3 separate regions of the Mus musculus genome follow, and all the other regions are linked to region 2. Evidence: chromatin loops called from intact Hi-C (ENCODE). Cell type or tissue: left cerebral cortex. All regions are shown on one strand. Links, peaks and the distances in the headings refer to the core of each region. The heading gives the core; the rest is flanking DNA.

The links. Peaks named below come from ENCODE experiments on the same cell type or tissue, not always from the same donor. Only the 100,000 strongest peaks of a DNase experiment are listed, where the experiment ranks them.
Region 1: a loop joins it to region 2, with 2.1 times the contacts of the local background. A loop is called at or near these places in 3 of 42 quality-filtered maps.
Region 3: it touches region 2 in a loop (2.9-fold over the local background); 3 of 42 quality-filtered maps call a loop at or near these places.

Annotation. Positions count from the first base shown.
Region 1 is chr11:57,649,047-57,658,962 of GRCm38, reverse strand. All of the region lies in intron 1 of Galnt10 (polypeptide N-acetylgalactosaminyltransferase 10), which reads right to left. It overlaps 4933424L21Rik (RIKEN cDNA 4933424L21 gene), which reads left to right and starts at 9,469. Exons shown (of 4, transcript NR_153850.1): 1 at 9,469-9,643; 2 at 9,868-9,916. In left cerebral cortex, for the core only: a CTCF peak has its summit at 7,234 (motif pointing right); a DNase peak (open chromatin) is centred at 7,307.
Region 2 is chr11:57,774,184-57,784,099 of GRCm38, reverse strand. It overlaps Galnt10 (polypeptide N-acetylgalactosaminyltransferase 10), which reads right to left. Exons shown (of 12, transcript NM_134189.2): 8 at 6,362-6,469; 9 at 2,829-3,050; 10 at 1,778-1,894; 11 at 261-410. Among named protein-coding and RNA genes, the nearest start is that of 2010001A14Rik, 22 kb to the left of the region's middle. In left cerebral cortex, for the core only: a CTCF peak has its summit at 5,544 (motif pointing right); DNase peaks (open chromatin) are centred at 4,665 and 5,543.
Region 3 is chr11:57,638,740-57,648,655 of GRCm38, reverse strand. Galnt10 (polypeptide N-acetylgalactosaminyltransferase 10) reads right to left here and starts at 3,214. Exons shown (of 12, transcript NM_134189.2): 1 at 2,939-3,214. The coding sequence starts at 3,097. The region is part of intron 2 of 4933424L21Rik (RIKEN cDNA 4933424L21 gene); the gene reads left to right. In left cerebral cortex, for the core only: CTCF peaks have their summits at 3,242 and 5,437 (motif pointing left); DNase peaks (open chromatin) are centred at 3,316, 3,435, 3,860 and 4,171; H3K4me3 peaks cover 1,860 bases; H3K27ac peaks cover 704 bases.

The sequences.
Region 1 (9,916 bases), core at 4,561-9,560, 130 kb after region 2:
AGCCTAGGAAAAGCCAGGGCCTGGCCAGGCGCCCTTCTCCTCAGAGACCCACCATAGACCACAGACCGAGGGGGTACTTAGTTCTGCCTGCAGCAAACACCTTCTCCTGCTATCAAGAAGCAAACCCAAGAACCACAGGAAAAATTACCAGCCCCAAGAACGCATCTCAAATTGCCAAGATCGTCTGAAGGGAATGCATAAAACTCTCCTCAGGCAAGGGTACCACCAAGCAACCCCTGCGGTTGAGGATGGAAACAGCTTGGGGGAGAGAAGTGGAGTCCTGCTAGGGCTCCTCCAAGCTCTGCCAACAATCTTTGGCTGCTACTCTGAGCTCACACTCTCGCAACTCACCAGGGAAGAAGGAAGGCTGTCTCTTCCCTCTTCCTTTCAGAGGAAAGTGTGCAGCATCCTCCCAGCACCAGGGTCCCAGAGAAAAGTGTGCAGTGCCCTCCCAGCACCAGGGTCCCAGAACGTCCACATGAGATGTGCAAGGAGAGTAGAAAGGAAGGCTCAGCAGTCATGCACCTGCCTCTAGAGTGTTCGAGACAAGCATATGCACCATCCATTCACTCATTCAGCAAACAGTCTGAGCACCTACTATGTGCTACACCGTGTATGCAGCAGTAAATAAGGCATGCAAGGTACCTACCCCCCTGGTGCTTGACAGAACCATGAACCAGGAAATGACAAATGAGGCCATGCTAGTCAACTGAATTGTAGTATGGTCAATTCAGTTTGAGACATGGTAGAGAGATGAGAGGGGGAGTGGTCTCTCTGAGGTGACAACACTGGAGCTGAGACCTCGAAGATCATGACCCAGTCATGCACCAGTCTTTGGGAAAAGCATTCTGCATCCAGGGTCATGAGGGAGACACATGTCTGGTGTGTTAAGGCATCCACTATGGCTAGAGTGTTGAGTTGGGAGAGATGAACAGAGCTGTATATAGTGTGGGTGCTGCCTTGGCAGGCTGCTGGAGAGGTTTAGAGGAGGCACAGGTGCCTCTGAGTTCTGCCTGTGACATTCTCTGACTGTATGTACTGACTGGGCTATTATCTCACAGGAGGGTGGGGCTATGATCTCAGAAAGGTGGGGCAGGCACCCGTTGGGGTATCAGCGGGAAGGAGTTATTTGATTTGCGCTACAGGGCTCTGCTCAGCTACAATGGTATGCCAGACCCACTGGGGAGAACTGGGGGCCTCACTGTGTGTCCAGAAATGGCAAGACCCTCAAGACTCATCCTCTCCGTGAGCACAATTTACAAAAGAGGCACCGCACAGTTGGGGGGCCAGCCCAAGGTCATACAATTCCTGAAGGCTTCCATCTGTCAACTGGGGGGCTCCTCTATCAGGAAGAGACCAAAGCAGGGACCAACAAACCAGACCTTGCCCGCTCAGCATGCTTCCTGTTCTGCAAAGATGCGTTCTATTAGAACACAGCATGTTCACTCCTAAGGTAGCCATGTTTATTCCACAATGGCATATTTGAGTAGCCGCAACAGAAAAGAGACTATCCACAAGCTGATGGGATCTCTTGACTGAAAAGTTACCCCCAGACACAACGGCCATGTTTGGGAGTAGAACTCCCAGGGAAGGTGCGTTGGATCTGGGATCCCATCCACTCTACCCACCGCCTCCTCCACCTCCATCCAAAGCTCCTGTTACAATGGCTTGAAAACATGACTTCCTTCTGCCGAGCCTGAAGGTGCATGGGGTTAGCAGCAGGCAGTAGGTCCTACACACACTTCCAAGAGACAGAATGGCCAGGTAAGGCTTTCTAGGAAAGGAAAAACCTGAGAAGAGGCAGAAAAGCTGAGAGGAGGGAGACTGAGAGATCCTATGTCACCCTGAGCCACGGTGGAGAACTGAGGGACTTGCTGAGGGGGGAGTGGGGTGAGCTCCCCATGGCTGGGAGTTTCAGGTTTAAGATGGCTGCCCAGTCAGGAACTGGCACCAGCCCCAAGGAGGGAAGCCTTTGTACCTTTTTTGTGCCCTTTAGCCGCTGCACTGGAGAAAGAGAGCAGAGCCTGACAATTTGGGTTGAAACTAATCAAATGTCCCTTTATTACCTCTGGCTTGGCACCTGGAGGCCTTCTCAATGTCCCCCATTGTTCCCTGGCTCAGGCCCTGGCAGGAGCTGTCAGCTGTCTTTCTTGCTGCCAGGAGAGCTGGAGAGCAGCAGTCTTTGGGCTGGAGACAGGAGGGACCAGGATCTGCGCCCCAGAGGGCAGGAAAACTCCCCCGTGCTAGAGTCAGATAACTGTGCTGAGGGGAGACCAAGAAGAGCCGTGGGTGGGAAGCCGTCCACTCCCTCCTGTCTGGACACTGTTCACGAGCCAGGACACTCAGTTTCCATTTTACAGAGAGAGAGAGAGAGGTGATATGACTCCCCTTGGGGTCAGTTAAATTTGACAGCTAAGAGCACAACTCTGGGAGCCAGGAGCAGACATTGTGGCTTATTTCTGCACAGGCCTGGAAGTTACTTAGGCGTCCTCGGCCCACTGTCCAGTCTGTATACTGACAACAAACAGAACCCCCCTCACCGGGGGACGAGAGGGCTGAAGAAAGGTAGTCACGCTGAGTGTCAAATGCAGACTAGCACAATAAGTGACCACCACTGTCTCTGCTAAGGAACCAGGGGACAAAGATGAGGAAGGCTGTCATTCCAAGACTGTGACCCACTCCTCCAGGCCAAGGCTCCCGCTGAAGTTTCCCCTCCCCCATGGAGCAGCTGTGGCAGAAGCCCTCAGGAGAAGAAGTCCCTGAACTGTGGTCACTACATCCAAGGGCCTTGCACTCAGACCTACATGGCTGCATACAACTGAATTGCCTCCCCCAGTACCTGCTGGGGACCCCAATCTGACTGAACACAGGTCCTCTACTCTCAGATGACTCTGGGACACCTGAGTCCCCCATTGCTGAGGAAGCTGTCTTCACTTTCCTGCAAGATCCAGCCACTCCCCCAATATAGGAACGCAAAACCGGAGCAGGCTAACACCCAGCATAGAAGAAAACAGGGCAGGTCATGTTCAAAGAGCTGAGAAAGAACTACCGCCTCTAGCCTCCTAGCAACGAGCGAGCTTCACTAGACATAGGGGGGCCGAGTTCAGAGACCGGGAGAGCAGGGACACCCATGTGGGTGAGATAGAGCAGGAAGTTTAGGTGGTTCGTTTGACAACCACAGTCTGGGAGTTACAAGGCTCTGCCACAACTCACCCTCTCAGTCTAGGATCTCGTCACCAAGTTTTCAAGGGTCTCCCATGAAACTCCCATAAACTGATAACTGGAAGGGTGAGGTTCCAGGTTTCCGACCACAGAGAGTGGCAGGGTTCCGAAATCTGGAGGGAGCTGGGAGCTTGTCTCGAGGGGCAGCTGCTAGGGGACCCAACACAAAGGAACTGGGGGGCTTGTCTAGAGGGGCAGCTTGCTAGGGAACCCAGCACACTTTTTGATGACACTCATACCTGGGTCTAGTTGCCAGGCTTTCAGAATTTTACCCCAAAAGACCAAAAATAAGAAAATTACCTAGAAAGATGAATTAATTAACAACTTATCCTTTGGTTGCGTTGTTTGTTCTTTGATGGTTCCATACACGTACACAATGTAATTTGGTCACCTTCCCCTCCAGCGCCCACCCCTCACTTCCCTGAACATCATTTCCCCCTCCCTCCCACCTCCACGCCTTCTCTTTAAATAACCCTCTGAACCCAATTAGTGCTGCTCTCGGGGGTGTGTCCACTGGAGCATGGACAACTTGCCAATGCCACACCCTCAAGGACAAATGACTGCCCCTCCTCTCTAGCAGCCACCAACTCTCAGTAGCCCCTCAGCTAGTGGGTGGGACCTCAAGAGACTCTCCTTATCCATGCCAGAATGCTGACTGGCTTTATCAGCTGCTAACATTTAAACACAGTGACATCTAACCACATAAGGGCCAGCCCTGATCAAGCCACAGCTTACGCCTGGGCCAAGTGTAGCCCAGGAACCATGGTTTAGAATCCGTTAGAGGATACATATAAACTGGGGAACTAGAAATGGAGTGGGGCTTAGCTTAGTCTATAAAGTGCTCCCCATGTAAGCATGAAGACCAGAACTCAGTGCCTAGAAGTCATGCAGAAGGAGGGGGAGGAGGAAGAGGAGGGGGAGGGGGAGGGGGAGGGGGAGGGAGAGGGGGGAGCAAGAGGAAAAGAAAAAAGCCAGAACTAGAGCGAGAGCAAGAACGTGAGAGACAGACAGACAGACAGACAGACAGACAGACAGACAGACAGACAGAAAAACAGATCGAGAGCAGCCAGCCATGGCAACACAGTGATAACCCAACAATAGAATGGGAGGCAGAGACAGAGGAGTCATGAGGCTCACTAGTCAGTCAGTCTAACCTAACTGGTGAGCCTCAGTCTCAGTGGGACAAGAAACAAGGCAGACAATACCCAAAGACTGACATCTGACCTCTGGCCCTCACATCAGTACGCCTATATGCACAAGTACACCCACCCCCACCCATCCTCCACTACCTCCCAGACACAATGAAAAAAGACCTTTTGAGGAAAACAGCTGTTAGAACTTATTGTCAACAGAATAACCAGGAATCCAAATTAGAGACCCCAGTGCACCAGAATCATTAACTTTTTGCTGAAGTTAGGCACCAAATTTAGAAACTATTTCACAAATACACACACACACACACACACACACACACTGCTATCAGCAGCTGACAACAATCAATACAGGAAGAAACAGGCAAGAAGGAACAGTTCTCACTTGAGAGCAGTGTGCCTGAGCAATGGGAAGCCATACCCACCTCCATCAGTTGTTCCACCCAGCCCTATAAGTTCTGATCAGCAACTCCACACCAGTACACAGCCGGAGGCCCAGGTTCTCAGGAGGCCAAAGGACCATGTCCAGCTGGGACCCTCATCCTCGCACTGCTCCTGGGCACTCCAGAAGCAACAAGCACTGGGTTTACCCTATCAGTGGTGACCTCCAACTTGTTCTGTACGCCAAGGGAGGGGACAGACTGGAGTCACATAGCAGCCCATTTCCCCCACTGCTTGATTGTGTGGCTACAGATGCGTTACTGCATCTTGCTGACCTCAGTCACCCCATCTTTAGCTAACACCAGGGCGTTGTGACATAGTGTAACATGCTCATTTGGGGAGAAGGAGTTTGATGCTTCAAAGGCCAGTCATGGGACCTAAGATAGGAGCAGCCAGGCCTAAGAATGAGATAGAACTGGTTCACAGCTCCACACGGTCCCTTCTGCCCTTGTCGCTACAGGGAAAGGCTGCTGAGTTCTCCATAAAACCGCCTTCCCCCTGGGGTTCCTGGTTCCTGGTCCTTGTCCTGGTCCTGGTCCCACAGGTACAACCCCGCCCTGGAAGGCAGCAGGTGGGAGGCACCCAGCCCAAAGTAGAACATGCAAAAGGTCACCACCACTCAGACCGGATCTAGACCAGGACACAGGCTCAGAGCCCGACCTGCTGGCGTCTGGCAGAGAGCTGTTCCTCACTGCCCAACAGGAAAGCTACAGAGAAGAGGCCTGCTGGGGGCATTCTTGTGGCAGCTGGAGTGGGCTCAAGACGGGGTGGGTCCCCCAGATGTGTGTGCGGGGTGCTCCAGGGATGAAGCTCAGCCACACCCTTGAGGTCTCCATCCTTCCCAGGCTTGGGGTTCTCAGTACCCCAAAGCTCATGGAAAGCCATTCTTGAGGCTAAACCTCCAGCCCTGACCAGTGGCTACTAAGAATCAGCCATACAGCTTGTCTGGCAGTCTTCGGTCATTGTGTAATGTGGGAACAAACAGGAGAAGTGCATCCCTGACTTCATGAAGTAGTCTGCACGGGTCAGAAATGACCACAGAGTGTGACAGATTAACACAGATGTCTCGCCAAGAAGAGCGGGTACCCAGGAAGTCTCCCCATCCAAGCAAGGGAGGCTCAGGAGAACGCCTGGGGCTAGCGTAGCCAAACACACTTCCTGGAGGCAACTGCTCAGGAAAGAATTCTAGAAAGATATTCGGGTTCCCTCCCAGGTAGGAAGTGAAGAGGGCTGGCACCACCAGTACCCAAAAAACTGCTTTGAGTTCCAAATAGTCCGAGAGCTGTGTGCGAAGAGAAGCGTTGGCACATGTGACATCATTCATACCACTCTACCAACCAACTAGCTATGATATGCTCAGAAGCTATGCCGCCTCCGTGTGGACCAGACCTTCCTCCCACACCCCTAACCTCCGGTGACGACCTCTCAGCCACAGAGAAGCTATGAAACCAGTCCCTACCCAAAGCCAGGTCGAGCTGAAACACGGCCATTCTGACTGCTGTCATGCTCTAATTCTGAGCTAAGCGCTGCGCTCAGGGCTTTGTACTCGGTGACCTGTGGCGAGTTTATCCTCGAAAGGAGTTCCAAGATAATTAGTGTCACTCTTGTGACACGGGCCAGGGATTTTAGGGTACAGATGTCAGGTGGCCCACCTAGGCCTGGGGGTTTGAATCAGGCTGTGGGGCAGCAAAGCTGGGCCCTTGCACTCTGCCCAGCCACAGTCTTGAGAGCACGGAGGTCATGTCAGGGGCCAATTGGAAAGGTTTAGTCCCAAGGCAACGGCCTCTCCCCTCTGCTCAGACAGGAGGGAGTGAAGGGACGAGCTGAGAGACTGGTCCTTTTCCCCTGATCAGATACAGAGACATGGAATAACGAAGGTTTAAACATGACTCATGCGTGCGTGCATGTGTGTGCGTGCGCATGTGCACATCTGTGTGATTATGTATGTGAACATCCAGGTGTGTGCACCCATGCCCATCCACGCAGAAGCTAGAACAGGACGTGCAGTGTCTTCCTCTACCACCAAATACCTAAGCGCCCACAGATGGGCACTCGAGAGTCAGAAGGCTGTTTCTGACTAGCCTAGCTGTCCAGCAGGCTCTCGAAATCCAACTGTCTTTGCCCCCAAGATTGAGGCAACAGGCATACACAGCCTTGCCTGGCTGGCTTTCTATGTGGGTGCTGGAGACTCATCCCCAGGTCCTCAAGCTAGCTGAGCAGCCATCTTACCTACTGAGCCACCCCCCCCCAACCCCGCAACATTGTAATCGTTCTTACAAATGTTGCTTTAGGTGGTGGCTTCTCTCCTGAGAAGGTGGGAGAAAAATCCAGCATTTGAAGCTCAGCTTTCTCTCAAGAGCGAGGAGAAGAAACCCGGGGCTTGCTTTCTCCCTTTCCGTCTCCTATCAGCACTCAGCAGAGGGCAGCAGACGGGAACCACGGGAAAGATAAGAGAGAAGAGGGTGCCACATGGAGAGAAAGCTACACACGCATAAACACACACCCACCACCAGCAGCAAGCGGGATTGTTTAGCATCCGCTAGCTTCCAAAGTATGAACACTCCGCCTCCTCCAGTGAACAGGGCCAGGCAGAAAAAAGTCGAAGCTGGAGAGAGAGAAGTTCTTTTCTCAGCTTGAGAGAAAATGTGTAGTGGACTGGCTGGTGGTATATGGAGGGGAAGGGCTGCACTCAGGACATGTGTGAGGGGAGAGGAAGGCGGCCGCAGAACCGGAGGGATGAACCAGGACAACAGCTTCCAGGCCCCCCACGCAGTGTTGGCAAAAAACCTGGGCCCAAGCCTCCCCAGCCACGAACAAAGCCACACTCTGCATCTCAGTCCAAGATGGGCAGGGCTAATGGGAACACAAACTTACAGCCACAGATTCTGCACATGAGGGTCAGTCCTGGGGATCCAAGAGGTGCATCCTGGTGATGCCTGGAGCCCAATGCCTGGGGAAATGCACCAGGCTATGGGACAACATGCTAGCTTCTGCCCGGGGCATCTCTTTCTTTCAGATTCTTCTGTGAGGACCTATCCTTTCTCCCACCTAAGAGGGCTAACCCTCCCCCATCTCCAACATGGCAGGAGTACCCCCCACCCCAGCAGATGTGTGGTTGTGACAGGTCCTGGGCGTGGCAACCCTAAAGTGGAACAGGAAGGCAGAGCTCATAAGAAAAATGGTTTCTTCTCTCTTCTACACAGGCAGCCAGAGACAGACTCTGCCAGGATCATGCTCTGCTACCATAGAGACTTGGTCTAGGTCAGAAGTAACAGAGAAAAAGCCAGAAGAAGCAAGAGAACCCAGATCAACCAATTCTTAGAACCAGATGGTCCCGGAGGAGCCTGCGAGCTTCCTCTGTAGCATTTCAGGCTGAATCCACTGTTATTCGAAATTGATACAGAAGAGAACGTAAGGGGGCACTGAGGACCAGTTAGTTCTGTCTGCTGTGGACAGCAACACTGCCAGGTACCACATACCTTTGAATCTCTCTGTCTCAAGCAAGGTCCCTTCACAGCCCTAACGTTTAATCCATTTTATTTGCTGGCCTCAGGGACTCAGCGAGATCATCTTGGCTCTCAGGGGAAATAATGGCAGGGAAGGCGCAAATATTAGTCTGTGGAGGAAAAGCCTCTGCTGCGAAACGGAGCATGAACCTCAGAGCGCTGCATTCTGGTCTGCATTTCTCCGGTGAGAACTTGTTTTCAGCCATCACCCCTCTCTGGGGCCTCAGTTTCCATCAGACAAAAATGAAGGGGGCTGGCCTAGAGGTCCTCTGAAGCCCTTGCCTGCTCTGATACATTCAGTAGTTCGACAAACGCACTCTACCTTCCCAGTCTCCGGACAGCTGCAAGCAGGAAGGCCACTGTGGAACCCATGGGAACTGCTACCTGTAGGGTCTACTTCCTGTCCCCACTCCACGAACCCATGGGAACAGCGATTCTCTGGAGAAACGAGATTCTTATACAAACCCTCTGCTTCCACAGACGATGCGAAGGACCAGGTAGGTGTGCAAAGCACTTCGCCACTGTAAGGAACAAGGCCTCCTTCACGCCCAGGTTGCCTTTTATACAGCAACAAAAGGCATCCTGGATGCCATTTTCCGAATAAGAGCTGGCTGTAGACAAGGTACAATTAGCAAGCTAGATGGTTATCTTTTAAATAGGCCTTTGCTTTTCCATCCCCGGGTTCCATTATCTGTCATCTGTCACCGGAGCTAACACACACAAAGCTGCCCGAGAGACGCTGGAACAGGAACAGAGTCCTTAGTCAGGGCTTCGGCTGGACTCTAGACCTTTCCGACACATACTTCCAAACTCACAGAATCCTGGGGCATCAGAATCGGAAAAGCCGCAACAAAATCTATATTTCACACACCCCCTCCCCTCCAAAAACCACAAAAAGGAAGTAAATGATACCAGCAACCCCACATGTGAGAAGCCTTCTTGACCGACAGACTGAGGCCAGGTCTGGGATTGGTAGTAAAACCTGATTAGCATTGTCTGCCCTGGCCACAGGTGGGTGGGCACCACAATGATAGACATTTTCGTCTTTCTGAATCTACAGGCAGCTCACAAGTGAGGACGACAAGGGCCAGAGAGGTTAAATCACTTCCATGAGGTCACAATGGGCTTAGGGCAGGAGAGAACCAGTCAGACCTCTCTCTGTACTCATCCTTGGCAGACAGCAGGCCCAAGAGGAGGAGGAGGCAGGAGCAGATTTGCTCTGCTAAGTCAAGAACCCTTCCCCGGGTGGCATCAGATTTCATCTGGCCAAGCTGACAGAGAAGTGATTAGCAGTCTAAAGGATACCAACTCCACCTTGGAAAGGTAAGGAAACCACTCCAGACCACATTGCCATGGTACTTAACTTGCTGACGGGTAAGTCTTCTACTACCAGGAAGACTGAAACCGGGGGGTGGGGGTAGGGAAGGGTTATCGATTTCCAGATGTTCTAAGAACCAAGTTTAGCTCTGACTCCATGAGAAAAAGACCTGATACTTAAAAGTCATAGACACTGGAATTCCATGATCCCACCTTTCTCTACCAAACAGATGCCATGACCCAGAGAAGCCAGTTCTCTTCCTGGCTCAGAAGTGGGAG
Region 2 (9,916 bases), core at 2,434-7,433:
ATCTCACCGAGAGCTGCCTGCCTCTTCCTTCCTAGTGCTGGCATCTAAGATGGACACCACCATACCCCAGCATGGCTTCCTTTTTAAAATGCATGAGTCTGGGTTCCTGTCCTGTCTCTCAGGGCCAGGTCACTGGCAGAGCAGGATGAGTGGGCAGGATCTGCAGGGAGAAGCAGGAGGCACCGCAACCCTTCAGACCGACAGCCTAGCCTAGCGAGGAGGTGCTCGGGGGTCCCCCATGCCACACCACGCCCCCACACCTTGCGGTATTTCCACAGCTGGTTGCCCTTCATGCTGTGGCAGTCGTAGAGGGTGACTGGGCTGGTGTGGGAGACAGCGTCGAAGCAAAACTTCTTGGTGTGCTGAGGGTCTCCAGGCCGGATGTCCTCCCGCCAGGTGAAGGTAAAGACCTGCATACACAGGGACATTGCTAGACGGGTAGCAAGCACTGACATGGTCCCCGCCCTCTATACTAGTCATCATCATCATCACCACCACCACCACCATCATCATCATCATCACTTGAGATGGCACCGTACTGTTAGACTGGTTTCCATCAGTTGGACTTGCAGTGTGCGGTGTTCAAGACTCCCTGTGTCTGGTGAACACTACACATTCTTTAGCACACCAAAAGAGAGAGCCGCTCACATAGCACGGGCTGGCCTTGACCTCCCATCTCCTGCCTCAGTCTCCAGAGTGCTGGGGTTAATTACAGGTGTGTGTGCCGCCATGACTAGTTACGTGCGTGGTGTTGAGGATTTAAATCCAGGGTTTTGCACGTTAGGCAATCACCCTAGTAGGGCTTCATCCCCAGCCTTTTTTTCCCCAGTGTCTTTTTTTTGTTTGTTTGTTTAAATTTATTTGTATAGGCTGGGTGTGGTGCACGCCTTTATTTCTAGAATCCAGGAGGCCAAGGTAAGAGGATCTTTGTGAGTTCAAGGCCAACCTGGTCTACGTAGCAAGTTCCATGACAGCCAGGGCTACATAGTGAGACCTTGATTACAAAAAATATTTTTATTATTTATTTATTTTTTTAAAAAAGTATTCTTTTTCTCTCTCTCCTTCTCCCTCTCCCTCTGTGTGTGTGTGTGTGTGTGTGTGTGTGTGTGTGTGTGTGTTTCACCATGTGCCACAGCATGAATGTGTTGGTCAGGGGCAACTTTGGGGATCTGGTTCTCATCTGCTGCCCTGAGTTCTGGGGATTGAACTTTTTTTTTTTTTTTTTTTTTTAGCCCTGTAAGGCAGCAAGTACCTTTACTGGCTGGGTCATCTCACCGGCCAGCCCGAGGACTTTATAAGCAGAGTAAGACAGACACGGGGCAGGCAGCACATGCTGCCTGCGTTCTGAGGCGGTGCCTTCTATGAGTCATTATCCCGCAGAAAGATCCCTGATAGACCTGGCCAGAAGTCACACTCTTGTATCTGCAGAACCATGAGAACTTCAAGTATAAACTTTCATTCTTTATAAAGTACTCAGTACATGGCACTGAGTTTAATAACAGAAACCAGAGCAGATACATGCACGCACACTCGCGTATACACACATACACACACACACACACACACACACACACACACACACACACATGCACCCCTTATTAGTGAAATGAGCCAAAGTTGTCTATTGGTCCTAGGCATGAGGGCGGGAGTGTATCCGTCCAGGTGGTGTCACGTGCAGGAATCCCACCCCCCTTTCCCTGGTGCTCTGGGAGTTCTGAGACTCATCTCCTGGCTGACAACTGACCTGGGACCGAGAGCCCCTTTAAGTGGCCCTTACCTGCATACTGTTCCAAGCAGCCTCGCCTCGGCCCCGGATGCAGGTCTCGAGCCTCAGTGGGGAGCCCAGTGTGCCAAGCTTCGTGTCTGTGCACAGTCCTGTGCCCACATTGCGAATCTGAGGGAGGAAAGGGACCAGCCACTGAGACTCCTCGAGGTGTCCACTGGGCCCTGCCGGATGCTGGGGAGACTACGGCAGAAACCCCAGCCAGGCTGAACTTCGAACTGCCCGTGAGGAGCTTGCCCCAGGCTGCTGGGAGGTCCTCCGGGAGAAAGGAGAACCCTGTAGGGCAAGGTCCTTCTCTGGCCTCACACTGAGAGCACTCTATCCAACAGATCCAGGATCCATTTGACCCCAATTCCAAGGGCTTGAAGGGGACAGGTCTGTCCAGGGACAGTATCTGTCCAGGAAGCGATTCAAAAGGGATGCAAGATCTTTGCTGTCCACGTAGAATTATCCTTTCTGGTTAGAGAATGGCACAAGAAAGTGTGGGTTCTCCCCAACCCACTCCAAAGAACAAAAATGGCCCTGGCCCACACATCAGCCATGAAGGCTGGGGGTTGGGTTGGAGTTCTAGGCTGCACATTTGCTTAGGACGCACACATCACCCAGAGGCCAGGTAGCAACAGCAGGCTTCAAAGGTTCCGGTGAGAAGCTCGCAGGAGGGTGAGGTGGAGATGGGGGCCCTTCCTCAGTTGCCCTGAACCTGTTCTGTGTGCTCTTAGTCTGCATTTCCAATGGGGACCATAGGCTGTGTGCATGGCTCACCCAAGAGCACGGCTTAGAACGTGAAAGGTCCTGCGCTCCTGTCCCTGGCATCACAAGCCAAAGGACATTAGACACCAAACCAAATCCAGCAGTGTCTCATAGTCAAAAGGAAAAAATGGATGCTGACCCAGCGTAGCCACTCAGAACATTTAGTAGCACAACGGCACAAAATCAACGCCACCAGGACAGGGTCCAAGAGAGAAAGGGAAGAAAGGACTGTGACGTTTAGGCATTCCTGGGCACGTTCCTGCAGTGAGGGTCCAGCCCCTCCATTCACACTCACCTCCCCCCATGCCGCAGCCGGAGGTTCCACGGGTGGGTAGAACTTGGGCAGGTCCCAGGCAATTTTGGTCATAAACCACTTGAAGCTCTTACAGTTGAGGGAGACTCGGAGCTTTTTCTGGGCCACGACATCTCCAGCTGAGAGGTGGCGGTACTCCGGCCTGCGCTGGTAGATGTATTCTGCGTATTCATCCATCCATACCTCTGCCACTCGCTTCAGGTTCTGGAATGAGAGATGGGTGCAAGGGTCAAGCTTGCTGAGGAGCACAGGCTAGCCCAGAGCCATTTTGTCAGCCCCTGCACCTTATTTTTTGAGACAGGGTTTTTCACCGAGCCTGGAGCTAGGATAGCAACCAGCAAATCCCAGTTATCCCGTGTCTTTCCCTGGATCGGTGGTGGTTACAGGTGTCTGTGGTCTGGCTTCATATGTGGGTGCTGGGATCCAAACTCAGAACCCCATACCTGTACCCTGAATACTCTTAAGCCAGCTCTCCTGCTCTTCAAAGCCAATTTGAGTGGGACATTTAAAAAAATAAATTATTATTTGTTTTATGTATATGAATACACTATAGCTATCTTCAGACACACCAGAAGAGGCAATTGGATCCCATTACAGATGGTTGTGAGCCACCATGTGGTTGCTGGGAATTGAACTCAGGATCTCTGGAGGAGCAGTCAAGGCTCTTAACCCCTGAGCCATCTCTCCAGCCCGGTTTCTGTCATTTTTAACAACAGTTCCGATGGGATTCCATGACAAGAATAATTTGCACTCAGAAGGTCCAATCCCACCAGAAGGTGGGATCTCTAACAATCCTTAGAGGTTTGAGAGTTTTACTATGAGGCCTCAGGACAGCCAACTGTAAAACATCAACCAATGGCAACTGGATGTGGCCTTCCTTAGAGGGAGGTAGCCCTGGGCAAAGTGATGTGGAGACAGGAGGGTTGAGATCTTGTGCAGACTCCATTCAGAGCGAAGAGCACAAGTCTATGGGGTCCAGCAAAAGCCCCTGCTTGGAAACCTCTTCCTTCAAACCCAGGCCTCTTCCAATGGCCTGGACCCGCTTCCCCGCTTCCCCGCTCCCTCAGGACACCCAGGTAATTGGGTGGGCTCGACTTCTATCTCGAGGTTAAGCTGAGTTTCCCTCTGCAGTGTAACCAGTCGCACCTGTCTGTAAAGGTCTGCTTTAGGAGCAGACTGCATGGCGGGGCGGGGCGGGGCGAGGTGGCTGGACAAATGTTTTAGTGTTTTCTGGTGGGGATCTGCGTTCTGGAGACCAGATGGTCTCAAGGCACAGGGCTGTAAAACAGACAGGGCCCTATGTAAATGAGGGAGCAGGGCCGGGCGCCAATAAAACTTTATGATGTCAACCGCCATTTGATTTTCAAGTTGTCACAGATTCCCCTCCAATTGCTTAAAACTGTGAAAACTGTTCTTAGCTCATGAGCCAAGCAGAAAGTCACCTTCTCTGGAGCTTAGGGAGGCACGGTGACACCAGGGAGACCATGCATGGGAAAGAATCCTGTGGTAGATCCCCAGAGACAGCCAAGCTTCCTTGCTGCCACCGATACCACTGGAAAGAGAGTTCCTCTCACTGGGTGCCTCCACCGCAAATGCTGGGCCTGGTGGAAGTGGGAGGTCTCAGTGCCCTACACATCAGGAACAATCTAGAACACAGGGAAATCTCCGCTGGCCTGCATGTCAAGGCCTGGCCCCTCCGCCTGCTGCAGGGCTGCCTTTCAGTGACAGTGACAGGCTTGTGCAGTAAAAGACTGCACTGTTTATTCTAGAGGCAGATGTGCCACTCAAAGAGAGCATGCTGGCTCTCTCAGGGCCCTACTTGTCATTAGGAAGCAAGTGTTCTAGAAGCCTGTGAACTTTGTTGCCAAAACAGTAAGCCGACTTATTTCTGTCTTCCGAGACAGGGTCTCGATTGTGAAGCCTGAGTTGGTTTTGAACTCCCTGCTCCCTTTGTCTCTGATTCCAGAACGCTGGGGAGAGCAAACATGTTGCACGTGACCCGCAATTAAAGAAAGGGTGGCAGTGAGCTGTAGCCACGGTGGGTACAAGCACCTTGTGTACAGCCATACAGGCAATAGCTGGCCTTATAGGGAATAGGTGGGATGTACCACGGGGGCGGGGGGGGGGGGCTAGCTCACATCAAACACAGCATCTGACTGAGGACAGACAGATGGCCAAAGATGTTGAATACCTGAACGGGATTCAGCTGAGACACGGAGGCACCCTATCCAGCCCCAGCTGCTAACAGGGACGCAGCCACCAACCCCTGTGTGGGCGTCACGGCAACAGATGCAGGCGCTTGTCAGCCTTGAACTGGGCTGAGCTGGAGTTTGAGCTATTTGATGCATTTCATTTCCATCCAGGAAGCAGAGGCTAGAACCCTGGCAGAAGGGAGTTCACTGTGTCCCTGCTCTGCAGGGCGCCTGCTGAAAGGCAGGCTTGTGTGGTGGCTCTGCAGTCTTCTCTGGCTTGGGAAAGGATGCAGTTGGGGAGTGGGGCCCTGCTCGGGGGTCACTGTCCCCACGCTCCTGGTAGCCTCTAAGAGTAGCAGTCTCTAGCTTATGAAAAGACTGGTTGTTTTCCTGTTTGGAATTCCTCAGGGAGGGACAAAGGCATCTGGGAAGATGTCTTATCTGGAACCCAGCTCCCCTGTTAAGGGGCTGTCCACAGAGCAGCAGGCCTGGAGGCTGTCATTAGAGTCATTCACCACTAGAGGGCTCTGCTGCCCTGCCTTCTAGGCCATGTTCCGGCTCAGCAGTATTTGAAGTTGAGAAAAATGAATGAAAATGGCTCTCTGAGGGGGAACCGCTGGGAACTCAGGCCAGAGGGTCCCCCAAGGTTATTTTTGGGGTGTGTGGCTGCACTCTGGCCTCTCTAGTATCTCAAACATCACCGTGTCTTTTCAGAAGCGTCCCTTAGTTTTGAGGTTCCCTTTATTTAATTTATTTCCAATAAATTTTATTTCCCCAGTAAACGAACCCCATACTCCCTAATCTTGCTAATGATTATCCCTTGAAGTCAGCAGCCAACTTCAACCCCTGATATGGTTTTCAGGTCAATCACAGTTTTACATGTTTTGGGGGGAGGGTGAAGAAGATAACTATTTATTTACCACCCCCCTCCTGCCTCCCACCAAGGTTATCAACATAAAAGACCACCACTATGTCTGCTTGTCATGTTTCTTTAAATTACCCCGGTCAAGCTTTGTACCTCCACTAGCTCCACCACAAGTAACCCTCCTGTGAAATGACCAGTTCACTCCACCAACACATCAGTTTCCTGTCTTTTTTTGGTGCTGAAAGTATCAGAAAGGATTGAGTTTAATTTGTCGAAGCTCCAAACCCAGCCTCAGAGGACGCCGTCAGAGTCTCCATGTGGCCAGGCAGGGCTTCACCTAAGTTCCTTCTGGTTGGATTTCATTTGGAAATTGTCTACCAACCACTCAGCCTGGGGACCCAGGAGGCCTCCATGCTGCCAGAGGCTGTCCCCAATCCCCTGGAAAGCCACTAACTTACCCGGGCCAGGCTGACTCCGGCAGGGACCTTGTAGGGCACATACTTCCTGTAGATGTGGCCCACTCTGGAGCAGGGGATGTCCTCCATGCGGCCCCCACACATCCACACCTGTAGGGTGAGAAGAGAGGACAAAGGTGACCTAATGTCCCCATGCCCTCAGATGCCAGCATGCAGCCTGCATGGGCTTCACAGGTCCTGAACTCAGAATGGTGCAGAAAAATACTGCAAGGTGCAGAGAACGGCCAAGTGTGCACAGGGGCAGGCACAGACGCTGGGTCACGGACGTCGAAGGCCTGGCACCCAGTGGGCTGTGAGGGAAGGGAAGGCGGGGGGGGGGGGCTCTCGTCGGGGCATGACTAGACAGGATATCTTAATCCCATTCAACTTTACAAAGTTGGCTCTGCTCATGGGGCGTGGTGGGTGTGGTCCTGGGCAGATACTACAGTCCAGAATGGAGGCCACAGTGGCTTTGGGTGTGGAGGGTCCCAGCTGTTTCTGGGACGCCATCCACCGTGTTTTCACATTCTGTCTCCTGTGGATTGAGAGACTAGCACGGGATGACTCCAGTTCTGTACAGCACCCTTGCTGGGGCCCCACTGAGGGGCTGGGCTTCACATCCTAATCCATTCAGGGCTCTCAAAGGGTGAGAGGGTCTTTCTATCTCCTGCCAGGATAGATGTAGGATGTCCTTTGTGCCATTTCCCAGGGTGGGAGTTGTTTCAGAACGCAGGGGTGCTGTCTGGGCAGCGCAGTTCTATTCTGATGGTGGGGAAAGGAAAACCCCGGCTGGTCAATGGAACAGAACACTGGTCTCAAGATAATGGGCTCTGGATGCTAGATTAATGTCAAGGCCAAGCCAAGATCTGGACACTAGATTAATGTCAAGGCCAAGCCAAGAACTTTATTTTTAAAGCAGGAGATATTGATCAGCTGCCAGCCTCCCATCACCGCCACTCTCCCGTCGCCAGGGATTGATGGGTAAGCATGCTTTGCCAGGCAGGTATGCCTACTTGATGCCAGGCCACCCTCTGCCTTTCTGAGAGGTGGTGCCAAGCTGGTGGAGACAACTTGTGTATCCTGGTTTTGACCATCTTCTGTGACATGTGCACTAGCTAAAGCTGACCCAGCTCTGCTGTCCTTCCACTGTGCAATGGGCAAATGAAATCCAAAGCCTTCTTTTTCTTTTCTTTTTTTCTTTTTTTTTTTGCCAGGACCTCCAGCTCCTTTATCCCTGGCCACACCAGCCTGGCCACCAGCCTGATGCAACTAGGGTGACCTTGCTCTGCTGCAAGGTTTGAGGCAGCCAAGGTGTTCCCAGAGCTCAGGATGTCCTGAACTCACAGAGGACCTGGCTGGATGCTCTCCATGGATTCCTGCCCTGGATGGAGATGCGGAGGGCTGACTCAGAATGGGAATAAACCTGCTAAACCTTCCAGGCTGAACCTGCTGTTGACTACTGAGTCCATTGGACTACGCAAGATGCATCTTGCATAAGGTCATCAGCTTGAGAGCGGTCCCCATGGCTGACTTCCTCCTCTCGTCTCCCACCTCTTATCCTTGTCTCTCTCTCTACGGCTCTTCCCTCAGTCTGGAGAACTCCTTGTACCCTGAGCTCTGCTAGCTCCCTGCCTTCCTGCAGGCCCTGCCCTGACACCCCCAAGGGGCTTCTTGGCTCTCAGCAGGACTTGCACTTCCCTTCACTGCTTTCCTCTTAAACTAAACATAATTATGTGCACAGATGCATCTCGGCTGAGATCCTCCCGGGTGTCTGTGCCTGTCAGCACTTTCTCTGTGTGGAGGACAGTCCCACTCACTCCTCCTGGGCCCAGTGACCAGGCTAGCCACTTTTACTCCCTAGCCTTGAGGGCTGAGGTCTCAGGTCTTTCTCTTGGTTTTGAGAAAGGGTCTCATGCTCCTCTTAGCCAGGAGAGCAGTCATTGTCTGAAACAGAAGGGCCCAGCACATCCTTCTCTGGATGCAGCCTGCCTTAATTCTGCCTTGGATGAAGTAAAGCAGACAGCCTCACTATCATGATCTCCATCACCAATGTCTTCTGACACACATCTCTCAACCTCAGGAGTAGGGTCCCAAAACTGGGGTTGTCCCTTTTTGGGACAGAAAGCCAGAGACTCAGGTTGGCATTCTGAGTTGCTGCACTGGACACTGGCAGTCATGGTAGGGCCAAGCCCCAACCAGGGTGACCTTGCTCTGCCCTTAGTTAGTTACACTGCACCTTCAGGCCTTGCTCCCTTTACAGCCGATGAAGCTCCACACAGGGAAACTGAGGCCCGCTGCAGATAAGTTCCTCCCTAGCACACCACCCTGCTGGCTCCAGGAGGGCCAGGACTGCAGCTAGCCCTGGGACAGACGGGCAGCCGTCAGGTCACAAACCCTCGAGGAGCTTCCCACAGGTTCCCATAGGCTGCTGGTGAGCTGTAGGAGCCAGCCCTGCAGAGTGACCGACAGCAGACTGAGTGACTGGACCTGGCTTGGGGGGTTGGGTTCTGACCTGGGGAACTGTCAGTCCTTCAGGCCTGGCCTTTACATACACTATGTTGGTTTTGGTCTGGGTTACTGGTATAAGAGTACTGGGAATGATGGGGTCAGAGGAGAAGCAGGGGGTGGGGGTGGGGCACAGAGAGAAGAGAAGCAGGATGGGGTGGGGTGTGTTGGGGTGCTGGTGGGCTGAGCTACAGAGCCCAGTTTTAACCTGCCTTTAGAACTGAGAGGCCAAGCTCCCAAGCAGGAGACTCTGACACAAAGACCTCCACAGGAGGAAGAGGAGATCGGTGACTTCCAGACAGTTTCAGACTGCAACTTTCCTGACTTATTTTGAGGCAAAGTCTCATGCAGCCCAGGCTAACCTTGAACTCCTGATTCTTCTGCCATCTGGTGCTTAGGATCATAGGCACGCACCGCCCAGTTAGTTTATGCTGGGGCTCAAACTCAGAGCTCACACGCAACTGCTCTACCAAGTGAGCTACATCTCAGGTCCCTTACTTGTTCTTTTCATCCATCCGTCCGTCCATCCATCCATCCCTCCCTCCCTCCCATACAGGAATTGCGTAGTGCAGATCAGCCTTAGACTCACCAGCTCCTTCCTGCCTCGGCCTGCGTGCTGGGATAACAAGTGTACGCCATCATACCCAAGCAACGCATCAATGGTGGCGCAGGTGTAATAAACATATTAACTGTGTGGCAGTGACTCACGGTTGCTGGGCAAGCCCTCTACTGCCGAGCTACATCTTTAGCCCTGGAGTGAGTTTTACTCTTCTCCTGTCAGGAGAAACAGGCATGGCCTGGCATCAGAGCAGGGTTATTAATCTGGGGGGCCCGGTGGCAACGACGGATCCGTCATAATTTCTGGAGGTGCACTTGCGTCTCTCAGGCCATTGTCATTTCTGTCACCATGAAGAATGAATGGGGTCTCGGCAAAGAGAGAGAGGCTCTTGGGAGAGGCTGAGCCCTGGCTGAGACAGAGCCTGTGCTCAAAGAGACAGCATAGCAGCTGGACAGGCCTGCCTGGGGCCTGGAACATAGGCAGGACAGGCAGGC
Region 3 (9,916 bases), core at 478-5,477, 130 kb after region 2:
TAGAGAAAGGTCTCCTGTAGCCAAGGTTGGCCTTGAACTCCAATTCTCTTCCTGTCACTTCCTGAGTACTGGAATTACTGACGCGCGCCACAGGCTGGTTGATGTGGCGCTGAGGACTGGCCACAGGCAAGCACTCAATCAACTCAGCTACCTTCCAGACCAGCACTTATTTCTACCAGGAAGATCACGGAGATGACTCGACAGTGCCAGAGTGCTGACTGGTTCATCGGTGTCCCAACAACTCTGGGTGCTGAAGACGGTTTCCCAGCTAGCCCCTGACAGAGAGGGGTGGGAGAAGCCGGCTTCTTTCCTGGAGGCCAGCTGACATTCAGGAGAGGGATTGGAGGGTTCTGCATCTGCAGGAGAGTGGAACACAAAGGGGCTGTGTGGAAATTTGGCAGACTGTACCAGACAGGCAGCCCATGAATGCTGAATCCTGCTGCACCTACCAGGGCCCATCCTTGGGAAATATTTCCCTTCTGTGACCCCCAAGAAGCAATGATAAGTGCACGAAAGCCCTCCATACTCTTAACTATTTCTTCCTCCTCTCTGTGCCATCCCAGAGAGACAGACAAAAAACCAGAGCATGTAAACCAGCCCTCTCAATGAGTCCAGGTAGCAATTCCAAGAGGTACTCAGTTGCTGTTCCTCCTTTCTCTCTCTCTCTCTCTCTCTCTCTCTCTCTCTCTCTCTCTCTCTCTCTCTCTCTCTCTCTCTCTCTTTCTCTCTCTCTCTCTCTCTCTCTGCTCAAAAGGTGGCCATACTGCATCAATAGCCTTTTGTACAGTCAGTAATTCACCGTGAAAGCTAAGGCCAAACTGACAGTTAACCTTGACCTTCTTGTTACACATCTGGCTCTATAGAAAATGAAAATTAGGATGTCTCTGGCCTTCACAGCAGAACTCTCTCCACGCAGAGGCAGAATGTCAAGGGCTATTTTAGAACTGCTCACAGCTATTCTGTGGGAGAGTCTGACCTGGCTGGACACACCCCCCTCGGCCAGGGCTGTGTTCAGCAGAGCATCCCAAGATAGGACTGTTATAAGCGACCTCAGGAAAGGAAAAAGAAGTGGCCCTGCCCCACTGGCACATTGGCAGCATCACAGAATGTTGGCATCAAATCATACACACGGAGCAAGCAAGGCTCAGAGTGGGAGATCAGACTCATCAATGCACAGCAAGTCAACAGCTGAGCTTAGAACACGAGTCTGGCCTGCCGACACTGGTGCCCCACAGGGCAGTAACAGAGGAAAGAGGTTTCCCACAGAAAAACCCCACTCAGACAAAGAGTTTAAGGGAGAGAGCTCTAGACCAGCTTTCAGAATTGGAAGCAGGGATTTAGAAATGGGGTTTCCTAACTTTCCCAATAGTAAGATCTACCAGATAGACAGATCACCCGGGCCTTGAGGATGATTTACAAGTTACCAGAGTGACACGCCAAGTTCAAATTGATCCGCTCTGTAGACCAAGACTCTCCCATGCCCAAGAAGCCAGAAAGCCCTAACACTGGAAAGGTGGGGAGTGTGGGGGGCGGTAAAGCATCAATCTCAAGAAGCCAGCCTCTTCCCTCAAGGCCAGCCAGCAGTCAGTCAAGGCTGACCCTGGCGCACATCTACCCACTTCCCACAGGACCAAGAAAATCCCGTAAGCAACTCTTAAATGTCCCACTGGAGGAATAATTCAAGTGTAGCGTGCCCACGCTTGCCAGGAGCTGGGGTAGGGAAGCTGGGATGGCTGGAGGAAAGTGACAGAGTTCATCTAAGCCAGGAGACTGCTACTCCAAGTGCACGCACTCGTGGACACACACACACATGCACGTACACAATGCACACACACATACATACATACAACTTTAAAGAGGCAGACCATCTCAATTTTGTCTACAAGAAACATCTCTCATTAGTACAAAGAAGGAAGGCTGGAGGTGTTCTGTCCTGGGGGTGTTTGACACCTGTGGCTCTGAGACATTTGGAGAGTCCTCCACCAGAGCTGCTAGACTCATGTCAAAGGTGGCAAGTTCAATGGGGCCTGGGCTCAGTATTCTCGAGAGAGGCACAGAATTTGACTAGGATAAAGACTGGGTGATGTGGGAGGTGGGGAGAGAGATGGATCACTTGTTTAGAAGCAGTGGCTGGTCTTCCAGGTTAGATTCCCAGCAACCACACTGTGATTCAGAGCCATCTGTAACCCCAGTTTTGGGGGAGCCTGTGCCCTCTTCTGACCTCAATGAGCACCATGCACCTGTGTGGTGCAGACAGACATACATGTAGGTAAGGTACACATACACAGGAAGGAAGGAAGGAAGGAAGGAGGGAAAAGGGGAGGGAAGGAGAAGAAGAGAAGAGAAGAGAAGAGAAGAGAAGAGAAGAGAAGAGAAGAGAAGAGAAGAGAAGAGAAGAGAAGAGAAGAGAAGAGAAGAGAAGAGAAGAGAAGAGAAGAGAAGAGAAGAGAAGAGAGAAGAGAAAGCTCGCTCCAGATGGGAGACCTACGAGTGCCTGTGCAGACAGCAAACCAGGAAGGATCTGGTCTGACTTGAAACATTAGAATCAGCAGGCGAGAGTGGAGGCTAGGGGCAGAGACTATCTGAAGAACACCGACAAGAAGGACCAGAATCTCCACTCTTACCTCAGAACAAACAATCCAGGGTGGCACGAAGATGCAGGTAGGATCCTCCGAAAAAGAGAGAGCTGAAGAGGCCGGGAATTATAGACGGCAATAAGAGGAAAGGGGTAAACTAAGGAAAGGGCCTGGGGTTGAACACTGTTTTAGGCTGGAGCAAGAGCCTGGATAAATCTTTGACCTTCCCTAAGCCTCGATGTTGCCATCCCCAAAATGGGATGCCTCAGAGCAGACACGAAGGATAGGTAGAACAAGGAACTGCAGGGTGGGAGCGAAGTGGGAGAAAGAGTACTCCCAACTCTCGGCCGCAGACTACTCACCTGAACCGCCGCGGGGGCCACCGCCGCCCCCAATCCCCCAGGGCTGCCGTCGGGCTGCCGCTCGCGGTACAGAGCCCAAAGCCCCACGTTGGGCAGCAGGACCAGGGCCGCCAGAGCCAGAGCCACCGCCTGCAAGAGCCGCTTCTCTTTGCGCCTCATCGGGGCCGGTCCGCCCCGCCGCGCCCGCCCCCGGCTTTGCGCGTCCGCCCGTCCACCCGGCGGCGGCAGCAGTTCGGCCAGCAGTAGCGGCCGCGACGCCGGCCCCGCTCCAACTCCGCGGCACTTCCGCTGCTCGCCGGCGGGGGAGCCGGGCGCCTCCACCGTGTCACCGCCGTGGGGGTGCGCTCCAACCCCATCATCCCTCGGCATCTCATTCCACGTCCTGCACCTCGCCTTCCGCCAACAGATGCACGGTTGAGTCCTATTCGCCTCCATCCTTCAATTCTTCATCTACTCATAGAGCATCTCCGTCCTCCAGGATGCAAGAGGGCCCCGGCTCCTGATTGCTACACCCCCCGTGGGCTCCAATGGTGCGTCCTGCTTCTCCACTGCTCCCCGCCCGCTGCAGCTTTGCCAAAGTCCCGGAGTTAGGGAGTTGGGCGCTCGCAGGGGCCGCGGAGCACGCGATCGGGAACACCCCGGGGAATTCGCGTGGCTCTCTGCAAGTTCTCAGCCAGCGAGAGCCCCGGGACTGTGCGGACATGCTACAACCGACTGCGCTGGGATGCTGCAGTCCACTCTTTTCCCGGTTCTGCCCCGGGACGTGCCAACCAGACCTGCCTTTGACCTGGGGACTCCCCACAACCTGTATGCAGAGGGCACCTTGCGCATCGCTCAGTGGGCGGCTGGGTTTCCATCCCCCTCTCCAACCTGTGGAGTGCTGGATGTTCCGTCACTAGTCTGGGTTCTTTGCAAAACCATCGAGGAGATGACCGGAGCCTCTTTGCGAGAGCTATTCTTACGCACATGCAAGCCAGTGGACTTGGACTTGGACTGCTTCTGGACACAGTGCCCCAGAGCACGTTCCCGAAACCTCGTGTCCTTTCCTCTTTCGAATTCAAACCACCAGCGAGCGCCCACAGTGGGTCCGATACTGGGCCAGGAGTGAGGAGCAAGGAAAAGCAGAACTCTCACTGGAGCCTGGGCGGAGGGGTGGGGTGGGGTGGGGTGCGCAGAACTGAAAGCTCGGCTGTGCATAGCAGAACTAGGGAGCCTTGACTTGTCCAAAAATATCTGGCTTCTGAGCTGCTGACTTGGGCTCACATGAAGCCTGTGGGAGCCTCCTCTGCTGCGCGCCTGTCTTTTAACAGCTTGCTCCTGGATGCCCAATGGCAGCCCCCTCCTCCCCCTCCTCTCTTGCTTCCTCTTTACTAGCCTTCCTGCCAGCGCGCGCATTGACTCTATCCTCTGCTTCTGCAGCGAAGCCACTGAGCCCTGTGGCTACCACTATCCCGGGACTAGTGCCCTAAATTCTAACCTTGCAGGTCTAACACCAGACTGAGCAGTGATTTTTTTTTTTAAATCTCATCTTAGGTCACTCACATCATTGCAGTTAAAGTCACAGTCCCTGGGTTGTATTTCCCTAAGGTCAAATATTTCCTTCCCCCTCTGCCTGGCCTTTCTTTCTTTGGTTCTGCTGCTAGCTTTGTATGTTCCCCCAAGTGGTGTTGACCATACAAATTCTTGCACCTAAAAAACAAACAAACAAACAAAACCCCCAAACCTCTTTGTCTATGTCAGGGTACACCTCTATGTCTAAGGAAATCACCACCTCTTCCTTCAAGTCTCCCCAAACCCATCCCCCTTGCTGTTCATCAGAACATGGCGGGCACTCCCACATCGGGACCTTTGTCTTATCACCCATACCTAGATGCACCCTCTGACCATCCTTCTGTTTATAAATCTGACCCTTACATCTTTAAAAAATAATAATCTTATAGGAACTGAGAGATACCTCCATGGTTAAAAGTACTTGCTGCTCTTCCTTCCAGAGAACATGGGTTCAGTTCCCCAGACCCATATTTGTCTCCTGGCACCCACAGGAGACAGCTCACAACTGCCTATAATTTAGATCCAGGGCATCTGTTATTCTCTTCTGGCCTGTGTGGGCATCTGCACACTTACGGTGCACAGGTGTACATTTAATTACATACACATATATAATAAATGTTTTTTAAAATAATTTATAGTGTGCTGTAATACACATAACAATTTTACCATTTTTAACCATTAAAAATTATTTTTTATTACAGTGTGTGTGTGTGTGTTTTCCCACCCAAAAGGATGAGGGATGCTTCTAAGACTCAGGAAGTAAACTAGTCTCACAAGACTCAAGAAACTTAAAAAGTTAAAAGATGGGCTGGAGAGATGGCTCAGTGGTTAAGAGCACTGACTGCTCTTCTGAAGGTCCTGAGTTCAAATCCCAGCAACCACATGGTGGCTCACAACTATCCATATTGAGACCTGACGCCCCCTCCTGGTGTGTCTGAAGATAGCTATGGTGTACTTACATATAATAAATAAATAAATAAATCTTTTTTTTTAAGTCAACTTTCTTCCCCAAAGTTATGTAAACTGAAACAATCCTGAGAAGAACAGACCCTCAGGATCAGCCATGCTGTCTTTCTTCAGGGTGTCCAGGGAGCTCCAGGGTGCATGAGCTATCATCCATACTGGTATGGGCTTTTTTTGTGATGCCCCTGAAAATAGCCCAAATAACCAGTCAGCTGGCCTTCCTGAAGTAGACTTAGATGACATCATTTCTTTGGTATGTGGTCAGTGTCCTATCTGTGACAGACATTTACTCACATCTCCCCAGGAGAAGTCACACATGCATACCCTATGTTTGTTTATCCAGTTAGCTGTTGATGGACATTTGGGCTATCCCCATCAATCCCCAGTTATGAGTAATGCTGGGTCCTGTCTGTGTCCGGTGCTGTCATGAGTTTGCAGCGTTGGTGTAGTTACATGGCACTGCTTCTCCACCCTTGAGCATGGTGAAGGTAGCAGTATCTATCATGACACTGTTGTAAACACTGTGGCTTCCCTTACCTTAGAATAACTCATGAGAGGACTGCGGAGATGGCTCAGTCAACAAAGCACTCGGCTCACAAGCCTGAGGACCTGAGGACCAAGCCACAGAACTGATTAAAAAACTAGGATTACAGAAGTGCATGCCTGTAATCCCCAGTGGTGGTGAGGGGGGATGGACAGAGGAGGAGCCTTAGAAACTCTCTGGTCAGCTAAAGCAAAGAAAGAAGGGGGAAGGTGTCTGTGTAATGAAACATCAAACTTGTCCCCAGACCTCCACATGCATGTGCGTGCACACACACCAATAACCCAAGAGACTTCTTAGCTCAAAGCATTTGGGGTTGGCACATTGGTGGGAGATTGTCTTGGTTATTTTTTTAATATTTTTATTAGGTATTTTCCTCATTTACATTTTCAATGCTATCCCAAAAGTCCCCCATACCCTCCCCCCCTACTCCCCTACCCACCCACTCCCACTTTTTGGCCCTGGAATTCCCCTGTACTGGGGCATATAAAGTTTGCAAGTCCAATGGGCCTCTCTTTCCAGTGATGGCCGACTAGGCTCTCTTTTGACACATATGCAGCTAGAGACAAGAGCTCCGGGGTACTGGTTAGTTCATAATGTTGTTCCACCTATAGGGTTGCAGATCCCTTTAGCTCCTTGGGTACCTTCTCTAGCTCCTCCATTGGGGGCCCTGTAATCCATCCAATAGCTGACTGTGAGCATCCACTTCTGTGTTTGCCAGGCCCCAGCATAGTCCCACAAGAGAGAGCTCTATCTGGGTCCTTTAAGCAAAATCTTGCTAGTGTGTGCAATGGTGTCAGCGTTTGGAAGCTGATTATGGGATGGATCTCCGGGTATGGCAGTCTCTAGATGGTCCATCCTTTCGTCACAGCTACAAACTTTGTCTCTGTAACTCCTTCCATGGCTGTTTTGTTCCCAATTCTAAGAAGGGGCAAAGTGTCCACACTTTGGTCTTCGTTCTTCTTGAGTTTCATGCGTTTAGGAAATTGTATCTTATATCTTGGGTATCCTAAGTTTCTGGGCTAATATCCACTTATCAGTGAGTACATATTGTGTGAGTTCCTTTGTGATTGGGTTATCTCACTCAGGATGATGCCCTCCTGGTCCATCCATTTGCCTAGGAATTTCATAAATTCATTCTTTTTAATAGCTGAGTAGTACTCCATTGTGTAAATGTACCACATTTTCTGTATCCATTCCTCTGTTGAGGGGCATCTGGGTTTTTTCCAGCTTCTGGCTATTATAAGTAAGGCTGCTATGAACATAGTGGAGCATGTGTCCTTCTTACCAGTTGGGGCATCTTCTGGATATATGCCCAGGAGAGGTATTGCGGGATCCTCTGGTAGTACTATGTCCAATTTTCTGAGGAACCGCCAGACTGATTTCCAGAGTGGTTGTACAAGCTTGCAATCCCACCAACAATGGAGGAGTGTTCTTCTTTCTCCACATCCTTGCCAATATCTGCTGTCACCTGAATTTTTGATCTTAGCCATTCTGACTGGTGTGAGGTGGAATCTCAGGGTTGTTTTGATTTGCATTTCCCTGATGATTAAGGATGCTGAACATTTTTTCAGGTGCGTCTCTGCCATTCGGTATTCCTCGGGTGAGAAATCTTTGTTCAGTTCTGAGCCCCATTTTTAATGGGGTTATTTGATTTTATGGAGTCTACCTTCTTGAGTTCTTTATATATATTGGATATTAGTCCCCTGTCCGACTTGGGATAGGTAAAGATCCTTTCCCAATCTGTTGGTGGTCTTTTTGTCTTATTGACGGTGTCTTTTGTCTTGCAGAAGCTTTGCAATTTTATGAGGTCCCATTTATCGATTCTTGATCTTATAGCACAAGCCATTGCTATTCTATTCAGGAATTTTTCCCCTGTACCCATATCTTCGAGGCTTTTCCCTACTTTCTCCTCTTTAAGTTTCAGTGTCTCTGGTTTTATGTGTAGATCCTTAATCCACTTAGATTTGACCTTAGTACAAGGAGATAGTACTGGATCAATTCGAAATCTTCTACATGATAACAGCCAGTTGTGCCAGCACCATTTGTTGAAAATGCTGTCATTTTTTCCACTGGATGGTTTTAGCTCCCTTGTCAAAGATCAAGTGACCATAGGTGTGTGGGTTCATCTCTGGGTCTTCAATTCTGTTCCATTGGTCTACTTGTCTGTCGCTATACCAGTACCATGCAGTTTTTATCACAATTGCTCTGTAGTACATCTTTAGGTCGGGCATGGTGATTCCACCAGAGGTTCTTTTATCTTTGAGAAGAGTTTTTGCCATCCTCGGTTTTTTGTTATTCCAGATGAATCTGCCGATTGCCCTTTCTAATTCGTTGAAGAATTGAGTTGGAATTTTGATGGGGATTGCATTGAATCTGTAGATTGCTTTTGGCAAGATAGCCATTTTTACAATGTTGATCCTGCCAATCCATGAGCATGGGAGATCTTTCCATCTTCTGAGATCTTCTTTAATTTCTTTCTTTAGAGACTTGAAGTTCTTATCATACAGATCTTTCACTTCCTTAGTTAGAGTCACACCAAGGTATTTTATTTTATTTGTGACTATTGAGAAGGGTGTAGTTTCCCTAATTTCTCTTTCAGCCTGTTTATTCTTTGTGTAGAGAAAGGCCATTGACTTGTTTGAGTTAATTTTATATCCAGCTACTTCACCCAAGCTGTTTATCAGGCTTAGGAGTTCTCTGGTGGAATTTTTAGGGTCACTTATATATACTATCATATCATCTGCAAAAAGTGATATTTTGACTTTTCCTTTCCAATTTGTATCCCCTTGATCTCCTTTTGTTGTCTAATTGCTCTGGCTAGGACTTCAAGTACAATGTTGAATAGGTAGGGAGAGAGTGGACAGCCTTGTTTAGTCCCTGATTTTAGTGGGATTGCTTCCAGCTTCTCACCATTTACTTTGATGTTGGCTACTGGTTTGCTGTAGATTGCTTTTATCATGGTTAGGTATGGGCCTTGAATTCCTGATCTTTCCAAGACTTTTATCATGAATGGGTGTTGGATTTTGTCAAATGATTTCTCAGCATCTAACGAGATGATCATGTGCTTTTTGTCTTTGAGTTTGTTTATATACTGGATTACGTTGATGGATTTCCGTATATTGAATCATCCCTGCATCCCTGGGATGAAACCTACTTGGTCAGGATGGATGATTGTTTTGATGTGTTCTTGGATTCGGTTAGCGAGAACTTTATTGAGGATTTTTGCATCGATATTCATAAGGGAAATTGGTCTGAAGTTCTCTATCTTTGTTGGGTCTTTTTGTGGTTTAGGCATCAGAGTAATTGTGGCTTCATAGAATGAGTTGGGTAGAGTACCTTCTGTTTCTATTTTGTGGAATAGTTTGTGAAGAACTGGGATTAGATCTTCTTTGAAGGTCTGATAAAACTCTGCACTAAACCCATCTGGTCCTGGGCTTTTTTTTTTTTTTGGTTGGGAGACTATTAATGACTGCTTCTATTTCTTTAGGGGATATAGGACTGTTTAGATCATTAACCTGATCTTGATTTAACTTTGGTACCTGGGTCTAGAAACTTGTCCATTTCATCCAGGTTCTCCAGTTTTGTTGAGTATAGCCTTTTGTAGAAGGATATGATGGTGTTTTGGATTTCTTCAGGGTTTGTTGTTATGTCTCCCTTTTTATTTCTGATTTTGTTAATTAGGATGCTGTCCCTGTGCCCTTTAGTGAGTCTGGCTAAGTGTCTATCTATCTTGTTGATTTTCTCAAAGAACCAGCTCCTCATGTGGTTGATTCTTTGAATAGTTCTTGTTTCCACTTGGTTGATTTCGCCCCTGAGTTTGATTATTTCCTGCCTTCTACTCCTCTTGGGTGAATTTACTTCCTTTTGTTCTAGAGCTTTTAGGTGTGCTAATGTGTGCTCTCTCTAGTTTCTTTTTGGAG